Regions from separate parts of the Homo sapiens genome. Here region 1 is linked to region 2. A link is a loop called in an ENCODE intact Hi-C map of the cell type or tissue named here. Cell type or tissue: natural killer cell. All regions are shown on one strand. Each heading gives the region's core, and the rest is flanking DNA. Links, peaks and the distances in the headings are about the cores only.

Region 1 (8,501 bases), core at 1-8,000, 54 kb before region 2:
TCACCGCTCCCTCCAAACACCATCTCCTGCAAGCCAGAACCACCTGGCAGAGGCCTTCCTAAGCTCCTGGCCCACAGAAAGCATGAGAGACAATAAAATGACTGTTGTTGTTTGTGATACAACAATAGTAACTGGAATACTGAGCAACAGGCGTTTCCTCCAATATGAAAAAAATTACACAGTTGTGCAAAACAAATCACCATAGAACAAAAGAATGAAGAATAATTTATAGTTTGTAGACGACAATAGCGTTTTTTTAATGTTAAGTGATTAAATAGGGTAACTTTTTTTTTTTTTTTTTTTTGACACAGAGTTTCACTCTTGTTGCCCAGGCTGGAGTGCAATGGCATGATCTTGGCTCATTGCAACCTCCACCTCCTGGGTTCAAGCGATTCGCCTGCCTCAGCCTCCCGAGTAGCTGGGACTATAGGCACCTGCCACCACGCCTGGCTAATTTTTTGTATTTTCAGTAGAGATGGGGTTTCACTATGTTGGCCAGGCCGGTCTCGAACTCCTAACCTAAGGTGATCCACCTGCCTCGGCCTCCCAAAGTGCTGGGATTACAGGCATGAGCCACCGTGCCCAGCCAAGTTAGGGTTACTTTTAAAAACTTAGGGTTAGTTCCATATATGGAAACACATACCATTTATGAATATATGACTATAATACAAGATTACAATTGAGGCTAAGACACCTCAGCTGTGAGCACACTGAGTTCTACCCACAGGATGGAGCTGGGAGTGGGGCAGGTGAGAAGAGGGGAAAGGAAACCTCAGGAGGGGAGTGAGGAGCACAGGAAGGACCAGCAGCCCCGCACCCACACACAAGGACACTCAGGGCAGTCTGCAGGCTCAACATGCCCTCTAGGCTGAGAAACATGACATGAGGGAAACCGCCACAGGAGCAGCACAGGCCTCCCGGGAGGTGGGTGGCCGGGCACTAAGCACCAGGCCGGGTGCTTCTCCAGGCAGGTCAGTGGTTCCCACAGACTCCACGGCTGACCGACACCTGCCTCAGAGTAAGAAAGAGTTCCTAGGTTGTAATGTTTACCACAGCTACAGACGAGATGACAAGGCCTTTCTAATTTGGGAAGCACTCAGGAAAATCGCAAGCCGGCATTCTGCAAGAATCCAGAGTATGGCCCAGGAAGTTCCTACCCAATTCTCCACACAAACCCAAGCCGGCAAAATGTGGGGGGCCAGGCACCAAGGTACTACTGCACAAATGGGCCTGGATCCTAACAGGCACAGGCACAGCTCCAGGATAACTCAGCTGTATGCAGAAGATTCAACTAAGTGCTCATGAGACATAGCAAGGAATAAGGTTACCTGCGGATGGCGACAGTCAGCGCCTCAGGAGAACTTGCACAAGGACAGATGACCTCTGGCCTCAGACCTCTGGACTGGAAGACGTTGAGGAAGGCGTCACAGGAGGAGATCGACCCTGCACAGAGCAACAAGAGTGGAACGCCAGCACTAACTGGGGGGCCAGCAGGGAAGGGGTGGCTGGACATGCTCAAGTTAGCGCAGCCTGCGGCCATCGGAACCACAGGGCTGCATCAGCAGAAGGAAGGGGCCCCTTCACAGGTACCCTCAGACTTCATGTTCTTCAAGGAAGATGGTATCTTTAAAGGAAATCAGACAGCCATGGATGGTCTGGTGCTCCAAAGGGCAGAAGGGGCATCACTAGGGACAGGAAGGTGCTGCATGTGGTGGGAGACAAGCTGCACGGCACTGCAAGGATCAGGTGCAGCAACAGGGGAGTGCCATGGGAAGAGGCACTGGAGAGGAGGTGCACACTCTGACTCCACCATGGGGACCACGGAGTGGCGGTGCGCCTGGGGTGGAGACGCAGAGACCTGAGCAGTGCTGCAGAACCCAGAAGCAGGCCCTGCCTGGCTCAGGTGTGGACCAAGAGAATGAGAGGCTCTGGGGGTGCTCAAAGGTGGGGTGACCTCCCAAGAGATGGGGTGTCGGCCACACTGGAGAGGGGATAAGATGAAACATCAGCTTCTGATGCAGGGTAGTCTCCAGTGCATAGACAATGATGCAGGTTAACAAACAAGAAAACCCCTAATACCTGGTCAACAGGTGTGTGCTGCAACAGGAGCCCCTGTGTGACCAGCATCACCTGAGGCTTCCCCAGAGGAGGTACTGAGTCAGACCCTGGACAGTCCTGGGCCCCAGAGCTCACGTGTGCAGCCTTGACAAAGCAGTTCCCATTCAGACCACCGTACGCAGGAGGCCCTACGTGGTCAGGCAGCAGCCATAGGGAGCTCCTCCTGGGAGGATGTGGGGGACACCCAGGCAAACCAGGAGGGAGAATGGTTGGGTCCTGGTGGGAGAAGTGAAGCCAGAAGCCAGAGACGTGGGGGCACCAGGACAAAGGGCAGGAGGGTGGGGATGAGGCCTAAAGAGAAACAGGAACCCCAGGCCACAGCACAATCTGGTAATTTCTTAAGAAAGATGACTCTCATTAAGGCATGTACCTTTCATCAAGCATATTAAAATTGCTTTTAAATTTAGTGGCCTAATAAACATGCATGGGATAAACCAGTGAATCACCAAGATGTTCCGTGTCATAGAAACGATGGGACATGTGTATCTATATGACAATGGCAGTGAAAATGCCTCCATTTTGCTTCTCAGTGTATTCTACTTTGGTTTGCAGGAGGGGACACTGTGTGGGGTATGCGCCGGGCACACAGGCTCACTCACACGGGTTGGCACCATCGGCCACAATCAGCATGCGCAGTGAGCTGAGGCTGACGTCCCTCTGGCCCCGCTGAGCTAGGAGAGACCAGTGCATGTCTCGCGACTTCACCAGCGCGGCCCGAGCTGCAGAGAGAGGATGGCACAGACATCCCTGCGTCACAAGGACTGGCACCCTCACACGCCTACAGACACGTGTACCTCATCCCACAGAGAGGTGTACATGCACAGACAGACACAACACTTAGCTCCCAGGTCACAAGCTCTCTGCAGCCGTCTCTCACATGCAGTCTAACAAACCCTCAAAGCTTTTTCCACAAAAATCAACTCTGAGGTACAATTTAGACATCAAAACCTCAGATCCATTTCCAACATTAATTTTTTCTTAGAAGCTCCATATTGCTCTTTTCCTATCTGCCCGCTTCATCTCATGTTGTCCTTCCCCAAACCCCTGGTGCTGGCTGAGAAGTGTGAGGACCCCAGAAGCTAAACAGATGGTCTCAGGCCTCAGTCTGGCCCCTGCACTGGCTAGCATGTGGAATCCAGCAATCCCCCCACCCCTACCCAAGCTTCAGTTTCCCTCCATAAAGTAGGACAGACAGAGAGAGCTGCCCCTCCACACTGCTCTGAGACATGTCTAGAGGGGCACAGCCCAGTAGGTAGAACAAGGCAACATGGGTGACCCAGGTGATCCAGTGCCTCAGTGGCTGGTAGAAGTGCCACTGAGCTCCACAGGGCAGAGACACAGACTGCCAACTGTGCAGGTGTGGCCATGCTGGGGCCTCCTGCTTGGTCCCAGGAGGCACCTCAACCGTTGAGAGAAGTAAGGCCCAGACCCCACCAAGTGGCCCTACTTACCACATCACCCACGAAACCCTGAGGGCCATGCCAGAGGCAGAGAAAGCCCCCATATTCCTGGGCAGGGGTGTGACCAAGAAAGACGTCCCACAGCTCTTCAGCCTACATCTGCAGTTCCACATGTCAGCTTTATTTTTTCTTAAGCACCAAAGGTCAGTTCAAAGAGATTTCCCTAAAGAAGGGTGAAGGCCCTGACCATGGTATCCGTTACCTTTATAGAAGCACACTTTCTGGATCCAGGAGAGTGGGTTCGCCTTCATCAGCGCGTAGGGGACGCTGACCACGTGCATCCTGTTCATGACGCTCTGTGGGGGAGCACACATGCTTAGGGCGAGTGGGCCCGAGCCACACCAGAAAAAGCAAAACAAAACCGATGTACTCTCCCAACAACATTTCAGGCAGAGGCTTGGGTTCATCTCAATCCCTTGTTCCAACAGTTAGTCATCAGCAAACAACACTCACTGTTAACACGCCATGCCACAGACCAGCATCCCTTTTGAAATCCAGCACGTTTGTTAATGTTTCAGCTGCAAGTGGACAAAGAAGGTGACACCACTGAGCAACCCTCTCAATAAGCCCTATGCATTTTCTAGAGAAATTCTGAGGTGAGTACGTCATCAACATGTAAGTTTCAGGAACAGATACAGCATTTCCAAATACCACATACCAATTAATAATAATCCTGGTTATCTATTCAAATTACTGGAAACACATAAAAGTAGAAGGTCATGGAACTAACACAGAGAACCACGCTGAGCACTAATCAGAAGGCACAGGAACATCACATACTGAAGAAGCTATACAAGGTGTCACCACAGCTTGTCTTTTCTTCTTTTTTTTTTTTTTTGAGACAGAGTCTTGCTCTGTTGCCCAGGCTAGAGTGCAATGGAGCAATCTCAGCTCACTGCAACCTCCGCCTCCCAGGTTCAAGCAATTCTCCTGTCTGAGCCTCCCGAGTAGCTGGGACTACAGGCATGCGCTGCCATGCCTGGCTAATTTTTGTATTTTTAGTAGAGAAGGGATTTCACCACGTTGGCCAGGCTGGTCTCAAACTCCTGACCTCAAGTGATCTGCCCGTCTCAGCCTCCCAAAGTGCTGGGATTACAGGTGTAAGTCACCGCACTCGGCCTCTCCACATCTTCTCATCAGATATTTTTGAGTGGGTATTCTTCTCAGAATCAAGAGGTGGGGATGAAAAACTGTCAGGGATATTCTTACTTCTCAACTCTACACCACATCTCCTCAATTCTCACACCCAGAGGCCGTGATCCGGCATCTCCCCTCTGTAAGAGCTGGTGGTTTGCATCACCCTTCGGAAAGTCACTCTTCCTCTGCCCGTTTTCTCACCCAGAGGTATGCAGCTAACACATCTTAGGAAGCTGGAGTGGATAGGGGTCCTGAGGGTTCCCAGCACAGCTCTCTGCTCAGAGCCCCTGGCCAAGTCTTCTCTAATATCCGGCTCCCACCTTGCACAGGCAGAAAGGACAGAGCCTGGGGCTGTGGGCAGACCTGGCTTCTCGCCAAAGGCCACAGCACTCCAAAGGCAAACAGGAGAGGTTTGATTTGTGTGCCAGGAAATGCTGTTGCACCATGAATAACAGTACTATAAACACCCTTTCTCTGTTGGTTAAGAACACAAATTATTATCATTATTATTTAGAGACGAGGTCTTATTACGTTGCCAGGCTGCAGTGCAGTGAATATTCATAGGCACAATCCCATTACTCATTGGCATGGGAGTTTTGACCTGCTCCCTTTCCTACTTGGGTCGGTTCACCCCTCCTTAGCAAGCTGGTGGTTCCCCACTCCTAGAAGGTCACCATGTTGCTGCCAAACTTCGTGCAGATACCTGGTTAGCACAGCCCACTACAGCCCAAAACTCCTGGGCTCAGGCGGTCCTCTTACCTCAGCTTCCCGAGTAGCTGGGACTATAGGCACACATCATCACGCCTGGCTAAAGAACCCAAATTGTAGGTGACATATGTAAGATCAGCTCTGAGCTGAAGACAAAGAAAGTCACGGGGCTTGATCTGAAAGATCTAACTTTTTTAATAAAGCCCTTAAAAAATACCTAAAATCACTTTCCAAATCTCAAGTAAAAGCTTTAGCTGTGCCCTCAACTTATACCCTTGCTTTTAAACACCTATATTTTTTTCTTTTTTAAAAATTCTATTTAAAATTTCTCCCTTTTTTTGTAGAGACAGGGTCTCACTATGTTGTCCAGGCTGCTCTCAAACTCTTGACCTCAAGTGTTCCTCCTGCTTTAGCCTACCAAAGTGGTGGGATTACTGGTATGAACCACTGCACCTGGCCTGAACACCTATATTTTAGATATTTAGACATACCATTCAATTTCACTCAGTAGTTTTGTTCAATTCTAGTATTACAATGTAAGAAAACTACTGAGTCCATTTTTACAGTTTTTAAAATTGTCACAGTGTACCCCATAAATATATACAATTAGTACTTATCAATTAAATAATATTAATTTAAAGATATCTCAAGTTAAGTATCTGACATTTGAAGTAAATCAGGTGCTGACTATACTTTATCAACAGATCATCTATAACCATAAAGATTCTACTTATATATTTATATCCATGACAGCTGAGGTCAAAACTACAGTCATAGATAAAGTAATAGAAAACTAAAAGTGTTTTCCTCTTTTTGAATGAAAAATGCCCTGACCCTCAGTATGTCACAGAGTAAGCCAGCCCCCCAGGGCAGGCCTGTGAACCCAGCACTGTGTATAAATCAATCAGTGGGATATAGGTTCCATGTTCCATAAAATCAACATCCATGTGCATTTACTGAAAACAACCCTGATGGGGTTGTCTGGACTCTGCTAAGAGACACCGTGTGCCCTCTTGGCCAGCACAACCACAGAGACCCTGTAAGCATGCTAAAGACAGTGCATCTCCCTACCTGGCATGACCCGGATTAATGGGCAAAGGCACTACCCAGGGGTGGTTTTGACAGGTGCAGTGACAGTCACATGATTAGGTACGTCAGGTATCTGTGTGAGGCTGGAGGGGCCACCGCCCCACCCCCGAGAGCCCTTACCTTCTGAGTACCCGCACGCCTGGGTCAGAGCCCGGCACTGTGCCAGCAGGGATGCGTGGGACACTGTGACCCCCACCGTACTGCCTTCTTTGCTGGTTTTATACTGAAAGATTTCAAGGAAAAAAACATGATGTGGTATTTCTAGAGGTGACAACAGACAGAATGGAAACTGGTAGAATCTTCAAAAGAAGAAGTGGTCAGTGTCTCTCCTCTAACCATCGGCCTCTAACCAGCAGCCCAGGTACATGGCAAAACCCTGGCCGCTGAGGGGATGCTTCAGTGGAAGTTGTGGCTCCTCTTGGGCAGGTGCCCGAGGGTAATGGTGCGCCATGGGCTCCCTCATAACTGTCTGCATCCCCAGGGAGCCAGTTAGGAGAGAATTAGATGAGAGAGAAACCTGGAAGGATCTGAGCAAGGATTTATATGACACTCTGTATTTCCAGGGCAGAGATAAAACAAGAACTCTTAGGCCGAAACTTAACAAAAAAGAATAGCAACTTACATTCTTATGAAAAGCAAGACTTAAGCCTGTGGGACATGTTTTTACATTCTCTAAGTTAGGAACAGTCATTACCTCAATGTAGGCAGTCCCAGTCCCTGTGTCCTGGGCCAGAGGGTGCCAGTCCTTTGGGGGCTTGGCTAGATGCTTCCCATCAATCACTAGCCAGGAGAGCGGGGGCCAACCTGTGACACACAGACAGGACACAGAACAGCAAGCAGTCAGAGGCATCTGCTCCCCACACTCGAAGCCTGCGCCTCCAACATGCAGCACTAGCTACTGAGCGAATAAGGAGTGCAAGTTTTAGTCTCATTTCATTTTATATAATTTAAAAAGGTACATCCGGCCAGTGGCTACCACATTAGACAGTACAGGTCGAGACATGAAGCCAGATGAAAACCGAGATTCACCAAGGACTCGAACAAGGGATCACTTTTGCTGAAGACCCAGACACCTCTGTCATGTTTAATTTCTGGAACACCATGCATTTAACACAGACCACAGTCAGAACACTGACTCCCCTTCCCTTGGGAGGCCTCACCTTTGAAAGCTGCCACCTCTCCTGTCTGTGCCTTGGGGAGGCCTTTCTGACAAGCGTCTGTGGTCAGGGCCAAGAAGACTCCACAGCTGCCCAGCAGAAACCCAACCTGCTGGCTGCCTGCATCCTGCAGAAAGCAGAGTGACCGTGTGGGGTGGGGTGCTCACAGCAGCCACAGCCCCAGACCCTTGGTGCTCCAGGCCATGCACAGAGAACAGATCTTTTTTTCATCCCTCATAAAACTTCCAGAATAATTCAGTCCCATTATTGATATATATGATCTTTTCACGGAAATAGTTCATGAAAATGTGACAACTATGTTTAAATTTAAAAGATAATTTTGGTTTGTATTTGTGTTGAAATATAAAGTTTAATGGGCTAATTTCTCAAAGTTTATTCTTACAAATGACATTTAGAAGCATTTTTAATAAACTCCAAAGTTAATGGCATTGAAATTTCTATTGAATCATGTTTGAAATTTACAAATTAATCTAGAGAGGCCTGGTCACCAACGATATTAAATTATTTCCACACAGAAACACATTTCCTTGTAGCCAAGTCTTCTGTGTCCCTCAGCAGTATTCTGTCATTTTCTTCATATAAATTTGACAAATCTCTAGTTTTACTCCTAAGAACCACTGCATTCAAATACCTGCCCATCACATATTATGCTTTGAGATACACTAGTTTGATTTGCAAATTTTACTTTTGGGATTCTTGAATATTTCTGGATAATGCTCCTGTTAACAACTGCCTGAATTCTGGGACAGGATGACAGAAAACTGATTTTCTCAAATTCATGCCTTGTCTATTTTTTTTCAGTAATCATATT
Region 2 (9,008 bases), core at 624-8,623:
CATGAGTTTTTGAGGTATAAAATAATATCACCTATATTTAAAGATGATTATCTTTTGTTCTCTAATATTTATTTATTCTGCTTTGTTTTCCATCGCACTGCATCAGCTGTGACCACCCAAATAATGTGTAATAAGAATGGGCATGGCCAGCATTTCTGTTTACCCATTTGGAATGGAAATGGCTACAGTATCTGGTTGTTTAGTTTGATGATTGCTGGTGATTTTGGACAAATGGGCTTTAGAGATATTTTAATAGTTTCCTTCAATCCCAATTTTACTCTGAGTTTGTTTTTATTTTGGGTGAATAAATATCAGCATATAAAGAGCCTCGTCAATCTTCTTGTTGTTGTTGATCTGTTATAAAATATATCATACCAATATAGGCAATACAAAGCATGTATGCAGTTTAAGAATATTATTAAGAAACAATCAATGTAACCACCACATAGGTTATGAAATAAAACACTCAGTGCCTTAGGGGTCCCTGTGGCCCTCTCCAATTTAACTTCCATGAGGAAATGGTGTGCTGGCTTCTGTGAAAACCATTTCCTTCTCTTTCTGGACTCACTACACCAGCTCTCTAAATATTAACAGATCGGTTTGGCGTCTTTTTTTAAGCTTGTATTGGCTATATGCCTTTGTAATTGCTTCCTTCATCCTCACGATGTTTACAAGATTCATTCTTGCTGATGCATGTAGGTCTTTAGCTTTCCGCTGTATGAATTCTGTTGATGGGTATTTGAGTTCTTGGCAGTTTACAGATATAATGAACATTTTTGTACAAGAGAATAAGGTGCAAACAAATAGGAGTTTCTCTAGGGCAAATATGTACCTGAAGAACTGCTGCACCTCTTCAACTTTACTATGTAATACTAGCTGCCTGCATCCTACTGATTGAATCCTCTCCAACAGGACAGATGGCTGTGGTTACAATGTGCATTGCTCTGATTACTAGTGAGGTTAAACATCTTTACATTTGCTCATTGGCTATTTGGATTTCCTCTTATGAAATAACCTATTTGAATCTTCATCCATTTCTCTACTAGACTTTTCTTATCATGTTGGGAGACTTTCTGGCTATTAAGTTTAAACTAATTAAATTAAGGGAAGGTGTGGTGGCTCACACCTGTAATCCCAGCACTTTGGAAGGCTGAGGCAGAAAACTCGCTTGAGGTCAGAAGTTCAAGACCAGTCTGGGCAACATAGCGAGACCCCATCTCAATCAGTAAGCTGGGCGTGGTGGTGCACACCTGTAATCCCATGTACTCAGGAGGCTGAAGTGAGAGGACTGCTCAAACCCAGGAGTTTGAGACTGCAGTGAGCTATGATCACACCACTGTGCACCAGCCTGAGCAACAGAGTAAGACCTTGCCTCTTATGTGCAATCATCATACATGGCTGGTGTTTCATATACTGGACAATGCAGTCAGAGAACATGTCCGTTACTGCAAGAAGTTCTACTGGACAGCACTGCTCGGTACATTCTGGATACTAGTTCTTTAGTTCTTTTTTTTTTTTTTTTTTTTTGAGATGAAGTCCCACTCTGTCGCCCAGGCTGGAGTGCAGTGGCACAATCTCGGCTCACTGCAACCTCCACCTCCCAGGTTCAAGTGATTCTCCTGTCTCAGCCTCCCGAGCAGCTGGAACTACAGGTACGCACCACCATGCCCGGCGAATTTTTATATTTTTAGTAGAGACAAGGCTTCCCTATGTTGGCCAGGCTGGTCTTGAACTCCTGACCTCATGATCCCCCCACCTCAGCCTCCCAAAGTGCTGGGATTACAGGCGTGAGCCACCGCGCCTGGCCTCTGGATACTACTTCTTATTTGTGTTACAACTATCTTCTCACACTCTGTAGTTTGTCTTTGCAATCTCTTTATGATGACGTTTGAAAAAAAGTTCTTAATTTTAATGTGGTCCAATTAATCAATCCTTTCCTTTATGGTTCCTGCTTTTTGGTACCTTTAGTGACATCAAAAAATCCTTCCTATCTTGAGATGGCAACAATCTTCCTGTAAGATTTTCTAAAGGCTTTAAAGACCTTTCACATTTAGGCCTAATACATCTGGAACCGATTTTTGTCTCCAATGTCATGTGTTTCATATATGGATAAAGAACTATGCCAGCACCATGCCTGCCACACCACCATTCCCATGTGCAAAGTCCGCACACATATGCATTTGTCTGAGCTGTCCAGTCTGTCTTAGTGACAACGGCTTTAATAATAACTCTTCATATCCTGGTTGGGCCAATCCTCTCACCTCATTCTTTTTTGAAAATATTTTGGGTCTCTTGACCTTTTATACTTGGATATACATTTTAGAACTAACTCGTTAAGTTACACACACACACACACACACAAAACCTATTGAAATGATGAATGCACTGAATCTACAAATCAATCTAATGTGGGAAGAACCGACATCTTTACAATAGATGCTCTAGCCCTAGTAAGAATTGTGCCAGGTTGTTCATAATCATAAAAATAAAATAAATCCTCTTTGGGAATGAGATCTGAGATCTGTATCAAGCCAGAGCTTTAAATTATAATCTATGCCTTTGGATTTTATTATTTAATATTAGAGGCATATTTTTCAAGACCAGCCTGGGCAACACAGCGAGACCCTGTCTCAATCAATAATCAACATATACCAGTGTTTAAAGTTGGTTTAACATTGCTAACAAATGTTAAACTCTAAAAACAATTTAAAAATCACATGTTATGAAACAATATAATTGCTATGTAACACCTGAGTGTATTGACCTTACCTTGAATAAGCGGTATATAACGTGCAAGCAGCTTTGCCCTTTTCTTTTCATATCCTTTTTGAGTGATGTCACCTAAAACAACAATGGAAAAAAGAATTGCATTTCTTCTACAATTCCAAAATTTTAAAATTAAACATCAATTTATGATTGAAAAACTGGAAACACTGATGTCCTTCCATGAAGTGTCTGGACAAATAAACTATAATGGACCCATAAAATGGAATACCACTCAGCAATAAAAAAGGAACAAACTACTGATACACACAGCAATTTGGATAGATCTCACATGCATGCTGCTGAGTGAAAGAAGCCAGACTCAAAAGGCTACTGAATACTCAACTTTTATGACATTCTGGAAAAGATACAACCATAGCGTCAGATACAGCTAGTGGTTGCCAGGGGCTGGGAGTGAGGAAAAGACAAGAGAATTTTGAGGGTGGTGAAACTGTTCTACGTTGGGAGTGTAGTGGTGGTTACATGAGCATATGCGTTTGTCAAAAATCTGTACCACTGTAGAAGAGTAAGGGTGAATTTTACTGTGTGTAAATAACACTTCAAATTTTAAAAATTGTGATCACCATCCCCTGGGAGCTTGCCAAAAATGCAAACTCTAAGGCCATATCCCAAACTGACAGAATCCAAATCCGCACTTTATCAAGATCCTCCAGTAACTCCTGTGCAGGTTCAAGTTTCACAAGTATTGCAATAAGGGACCCATGGGACACAAGCCGTCCCAGGCCAAGGGGTGTCCTTGGGAAAGGAGGAAAAAGGACGGCTGTTCCAGTAAATTATCATAAGGAAAAACAGCCTGAAAACAAATTAAACCACCTAGGAATGAGGTAGGAAATGCACCATCATGAAAACACTTCTTAATGTAAGCACACTATTTGGTTTCCTACACATACCTGGAAGTTCTAACAGGGGATGTGTGATGTGAAGACTTTATTTAGACCAGAAATACATATTACAATTCTCATGATTAGCTTGTCCTCTGGGTGAACATGGTAGAGTTTTTAGTGTTTTGTAAGATCTCCCTTCTCTCAAAACAAGCAAGCAAAGCAGTAAGGCTGCTGTGAATCAGAAGACACAGGCTGATGTCATTTATTGAGTACATAATTGAGTATTTCCTTTAGATGTATTTTTTATTGTAGGATTTGTTGTGTGAACAGACTGACACCGTTGAATATCTGACATCTAAGTTAAGCCTCAGTGGAAGCCTCTGGGTAGGCATTAATATGCCATCCTACAGAAGAAGAGCCTGAGCCACGGCCTGTGGGCCAAGCAGCTGCTCTGGTCCACACCAGCCTACCACAACCTCCCCACCTACTCCACCCTGCACTGCGCCCAAGCCCTGCCCTCTGCACAGAGCCTCTGCTTTAAGAGCTCACTTGGCTCCTCCCAAGCCTCTCATGCTTATCTGCCTGTCCTTCCATTTATTTATTCCCTGTGTCCCCACTGTGTTCCATCTCTTCAGACTTTTTTTTTTTTTGCATTTAGTGTCTTTTAGACATATTTTCTTATAGCTTCTTTCTATAGTGTCTTTTAGAAACTTTTTTATAGTGTCTTTTAGAATATATTCTGCAGAATGCATGTTGCTTTGTGTCTGTGTACTTTTAATTGACCCGAATGGCATCATATTATAAATCACTATTTTCTTCCCTAAGCCTTCCATTTTTAAAACCAACCCTTCCTCAATGCAATGAGCACACCTGATTCACTGCACTGACCCGGGTACCCCTTGGAAGTACATCATCCTTGTTCACCCCCTCACTCCATCACTGCACACTCCCAGGTCCACAGCCAGCCACCACCCACACCAACATGCTCAGTGCTGCAGTGACAATCCTCATCAGGTTCAGGATATAACTGTACAATTTCACTTATTAAATTTCAACTTGTGCACAACTTTTTAAGGTTTAGAAGGCAGTAATTTTCAAATGTGCATGTGTGTAGGAGAGGCAATTAATCTGCATCACAGAGGTACGGAATATGGCTCTGGCTGAACTCCACTGCTGCAGAAGAATCTCACTTAGGATCACAGATGCCAAATCCCTAGTAATATCACCAAGTCCTTCACTCGGCAACACAATTTCTAAAAACCCATTCTCAAAAGCACTCAACTACCCCTACAGGTCACAGGAACAAAGATGAGTAGTGCACAAGGGTAATAACATGCATGGAAGCTTGACACTTCCTATAATGACAAAGCCTTCTCAAATAGCTCACGAAGGGTCTGCCTGAGGCTGTTTGACAGTTAACATTTTTAAAATATAATAGGAATATACTCTAAAATAACAATAAATTGTACAGTAAATACATAAACCAGTAACATTCATTTATCATTACCAAGTATTATGTACAGTACCTAATTATATGGATTAGATTTTTAAGACTGGCAGCACAGCAGGTTTGTTTACACCAGCATCACCACAAACACGTGAGTAATGTGTTGTGTTACAATGGCTACAAGGTCACTAGGTGGTAAGAATTTTTAGCTTTATCATGATCTCATGGAGCCACTGTTATATATGTGGTCAATCGTTGCCCGAAACATCTACTGGGCATATGACCAGATATGGATACAGTTGTTCATAGTACTCCCTTATCATGCTTTAATGTCTGTGCAGTCTATAGAGATTGGCCTCTTTCATTCCTGACTGGTAATTTGTGTCTTTGGTATTTTCTCACTGTCGGTCTTGTTAGAGGTTTATCAAATTTATTATCTTTTCAAAGAACCAGGTATTGGTTCTACTGTTTTTTGTTTTTGTTTTTGTTTTTTTGAGACGGAGTTTTGCTCTGTCACCCAGGATGGAATGCAGTGGCACAACTGGCTCACTGCAACCTCTGCCTCCTGGGTTCAAGTGATTCTCCTGCCTCAGCCTCTGGAATAGCTGGGATTACAGGCATGCGCCACCACGCCTGGCTAATTTTTGTATTTTTAGTAGAGATGGGGTTTCACCATGTTAGCCAGGCTGGTCTAGAACTCCTGACCTCAAGTGATCCACCCGTCTCAGCCTCCCAAAGTGCTGGGATTACAGGTGTGAGCCACTGCACCTGGCCCCACTGATTTTTTCCTATTGTTTTTTCTGCTTTCAGTTTCACTGATTTCCGCTGTTATCATTTTCCTTCTGTTAGGAAACACAAAACCATAATGAGATACCACTATATGCCTATTCAAACAGCTAAAGCTTTAAAAATACTGACAATGTCAAGTGCTGACAAAGACTGTGAAGCAATAGAAACTCATATATTGCTGATGGGCATGCAAAATGGTATAGCCACTCTGGAAAACAGTGTGGAAGTTCTTTATACAGTAAAGCAAACACTCACCAGACGACCCAGCAATTCCACTTGATTATCTACCCTAGAGAAGTAAAAACTTGTGTTCACATAAAAACCTGTACACAATTGTTTATAGCCACTTTATTCTTAATCACCAAAAAACTAGAAACAACCCAGATGTCAAGTGAATGAAGAGACTGTGACGTAACCATACTATGGAAAACTACTCAGCAATAAAGAGGAACAGACTATTGATACTTGCAAAAGTGTGAATAAATTTCAAAATACATTACGCTGAAAGAAGAAAGCCATTCTCGAAAGGTTACATGCTATATGATTCCATTTATATGACATTTCGGAAAAGATAAACCCATAAGGATAGGGAATAGATCAGCTGGGGGACCGGGAGACTGCAAAGGGATAATATGAGGAGTGTTTGGGGATGATGGTGCTGTTCTTTTTCTTGTTTGGTCTTTTATTATGTTTTAGAGTCAGGGTCTCGCTCTGCCACCTAGGCTGGAGTGCAGTGGCATAGCTTACTGCAGCCTCCAACTTCTGGGCTCAAGCAAATCAGCTTTCCGGAGTCTGAAAGGAGTGTCTGACAAAGAAGTACTTCAGGCAGTTAGCAGCTGGGTGACTCCACAATGGACCAAGTGTGGCTAAGGAAGAAGCACCCCAACAGGGCATGACACAATGGCTGGGAGCCCCAAGGGCCCGGCAGGTTCCAATCCAGTACAGTACAGTCTGCCTTTGGTCAGGTCACTTTTACCGCCTCCAAGGTGGGCACCAGCCAGAAATCAGATACACACCAGAGACCTTGGACCCAAGTGAGCTGGACACAGCTGCCAGTGTTTATTCCTTTGGAAAGGTATTGGCCTTTCCCTTGCTGCCAAAGAACGGGTCCAAAGAGTCCACTAGGTCCCAACTTGGGCCACACAAGCTTACCCAGGATCCCAAGGCAAGGTCTCTGTGCCATGGCAGCTGGGAAAGCCCACAGCTGCCACGACTAGACAGGTCCTACTGGAGGTGCCGACACAGAGCAGGAGGAAACAATAAAATGAGGGATGATCCACACCTGATATGGTCTGGCTCTGTGTCCTCCCCACTCAAATCTCACTTTGAATTGTAATAATCCCCACGTGTCATGGGAGGGACCCAGTGGGAGGTAACTGAATCACGGGGGCAGGTTTTTCCCCATGCTGTTCTCCGGATAGTAAGTCTCACAAGATCTGATGGTTTTATAAAAGGACAGTTCCCCTGCACACGCCCTCTTGCCTGCCACCACGTAGGACGTCCCTTTGCTTTCTTCATCTTCTGCCATGATTGTGAGGCCTCCCCAGCCATGTGGAACTGTGTGTCCATTAAACCTCTTTCCTTTATAAATTACCAAGTCTCGGTTACGTGTTTGTTAGCAGCATGAGAACAGACTAATACAATACCTGACCATAATAAAACTTGAAAACAGATGCCACACAAAAAAAAAAAAAAATACAGGCAGTCTCCAAGCTCGTGACACAGAACAAAAGGTGAGGAAAATCTGTGAAGAGTAATATTTTGCACGGTGGCACCATTCACTGGTAACAGTCGTTCTTAATATAAGCACGTAGAGATTTCACTTTCCAAGCCTTAAAGTTTCCAAACACAGGGGTCTTAAATATACAGATCTAATACACAAAAGTAGAGCCTATCTGACTGCAATTTAAATTATTTATGCAGCCAAGCATGGTGGCTCACATCTGTAATCCCAGCACTTTGGGAGGCCAAGGTGGGAGGACTGCTTGAGCCCAAGAGTTAGAAGCCACCTTGGGCAACATAAAGAGACCCTGTCTCTACAAAAAAAGAAAAAAAACCAATTAGCTGGCTGTGGTGGCACATGCCTATAGTCCTAAGCTACTAGGGAGGCTGAGGTGAGAAGATTGCTTGAGCCCAGGAGTTCGAGGCTGCGGTGAGCTATGATCGCACCACTGCACTCCAGCTTGAATAGCAGAATGAGACCTTAAAAAAAAATAAGCAAATTATTATGCTTAACGCTGAAGAGTATAGATATGCTTCCACAGCAGTGTTTGAATGTCCACTGTCTCATTCATTTGTAATTAAAAGCGGGCTTTTTAAATGTGTAGTAAATATTTTATCTCAGTTTTTAATAAAATATGAAAAATATGTTCATTAAACTGAATACATACACACACATAGGAACTCCATTTATGGCACTGACAAAATTATAGCACTCAGACCAACTCTTCCAATGGGAACAACTAAAAAGATCACATTAAAGTTTTTCTTTAAATCTGAAGACATTACAGAAGTGAAGAACTGAGGGCCAAGTGAAGTCAAAAAGTAATCACCAAGTAGCTGAACTGAGTGGAACTTGGACAGACTCAGAGAGGCAGGAGCTCATCACGGACGAGGTGCCCTGGAAAGCATCCCAGGTTGTTTGTTGGGACTCAGAAGGACCACACCTTGGGTATGAACTAAAAATAGAGCAGCACTCATAAGGACTGGAGCCAGTTTCAAATCACTTTCTCTCTATATAGATTAAAGTGATCTTGGACTGCATCTATTCCCAACCTATCTACCTACCAGATGCAAAAGTAAGCCCTTTGTGGTCACAAATGATCACTATATAGACAATGTCTGGCATTTGATCAGAAGTAATTAGGCACATATGGCAGCAAGAAACTATGACTAAAATCCATGAGAAACAATAATAGAAAGCTATAGAAAATGGAACTTTAGAATAACCATAATCAATATGTTTAGGGAATTAAAAAGCAGGATTGTGAATTTAAAAAAAAAAACATAAATTCTAGGACTGAAAAATACTGTATCTCAAATCCAGGAATAAATTTAATGAAAGGTGTGCAAGACCACTACCCAGAAACTAACAACATTATAAAAACATTACTGAGATAAATTAAAGACCTAAAGAAATGAAAGGATATACCACATTCATGAAT

What was found. Hi-C counts contacts between places; a loop is a spot of excess contacts. Peaks named below come from ENCODE experiments on the same cell type or tissue, not always from the same donor. Only the 100,000 strongest peaks of a DNase experiment are listed, where the experiment ranks them.
Region 1: it touches region 2 in a loop (3-fold over the local background); 3 of 110 quality-filtered maps call a loop at or near these places.

What each region holds. Positions count from the first base shown.
Region 1 is chr21:46,532,819-46,541,319 of GRCh38, reverse strand. DIP2A (disco interacting protein 2 homolog A) reads right to left here. Exons shown (of 38, transcript NM_015151.4): 11 at 7,673-7,796; 12 at 7,207-7,316; 13 at 6,633-6,735; 14 at 4,032-4,096; 15 at 3,781-3,874; 16 at 2,718-2,837; 17 at 1,329-1,443. Among named protein-coding and RNA genes, the nearest start is that of S100B, 68 kb to the left of the region's middle. In natural killer cell, for the core only: no CTCF peak of the experiment used is centred there; no DNase peak of the experiment used is centred there.
Region 2 is chr21:46,478,590-46,487,597 of GRCh38, reverse strand. DIP2A (disco interacting protein 2 homolog A) reads right to left here. Exons shown (of 38, transcript NM_015151.4): 2 at 2,770-2,841. Among named protein-coding and RNA genes, the nearest start is that of DIP2A-IT1, 21 kb to the right of the region's middle. In natural killer cell, for the core only: no CTCF peak of the experiment used is centred there; a DNase peak (open chromatin) is centred at 4,097; H3K27ac peaks cover 1,383 bases.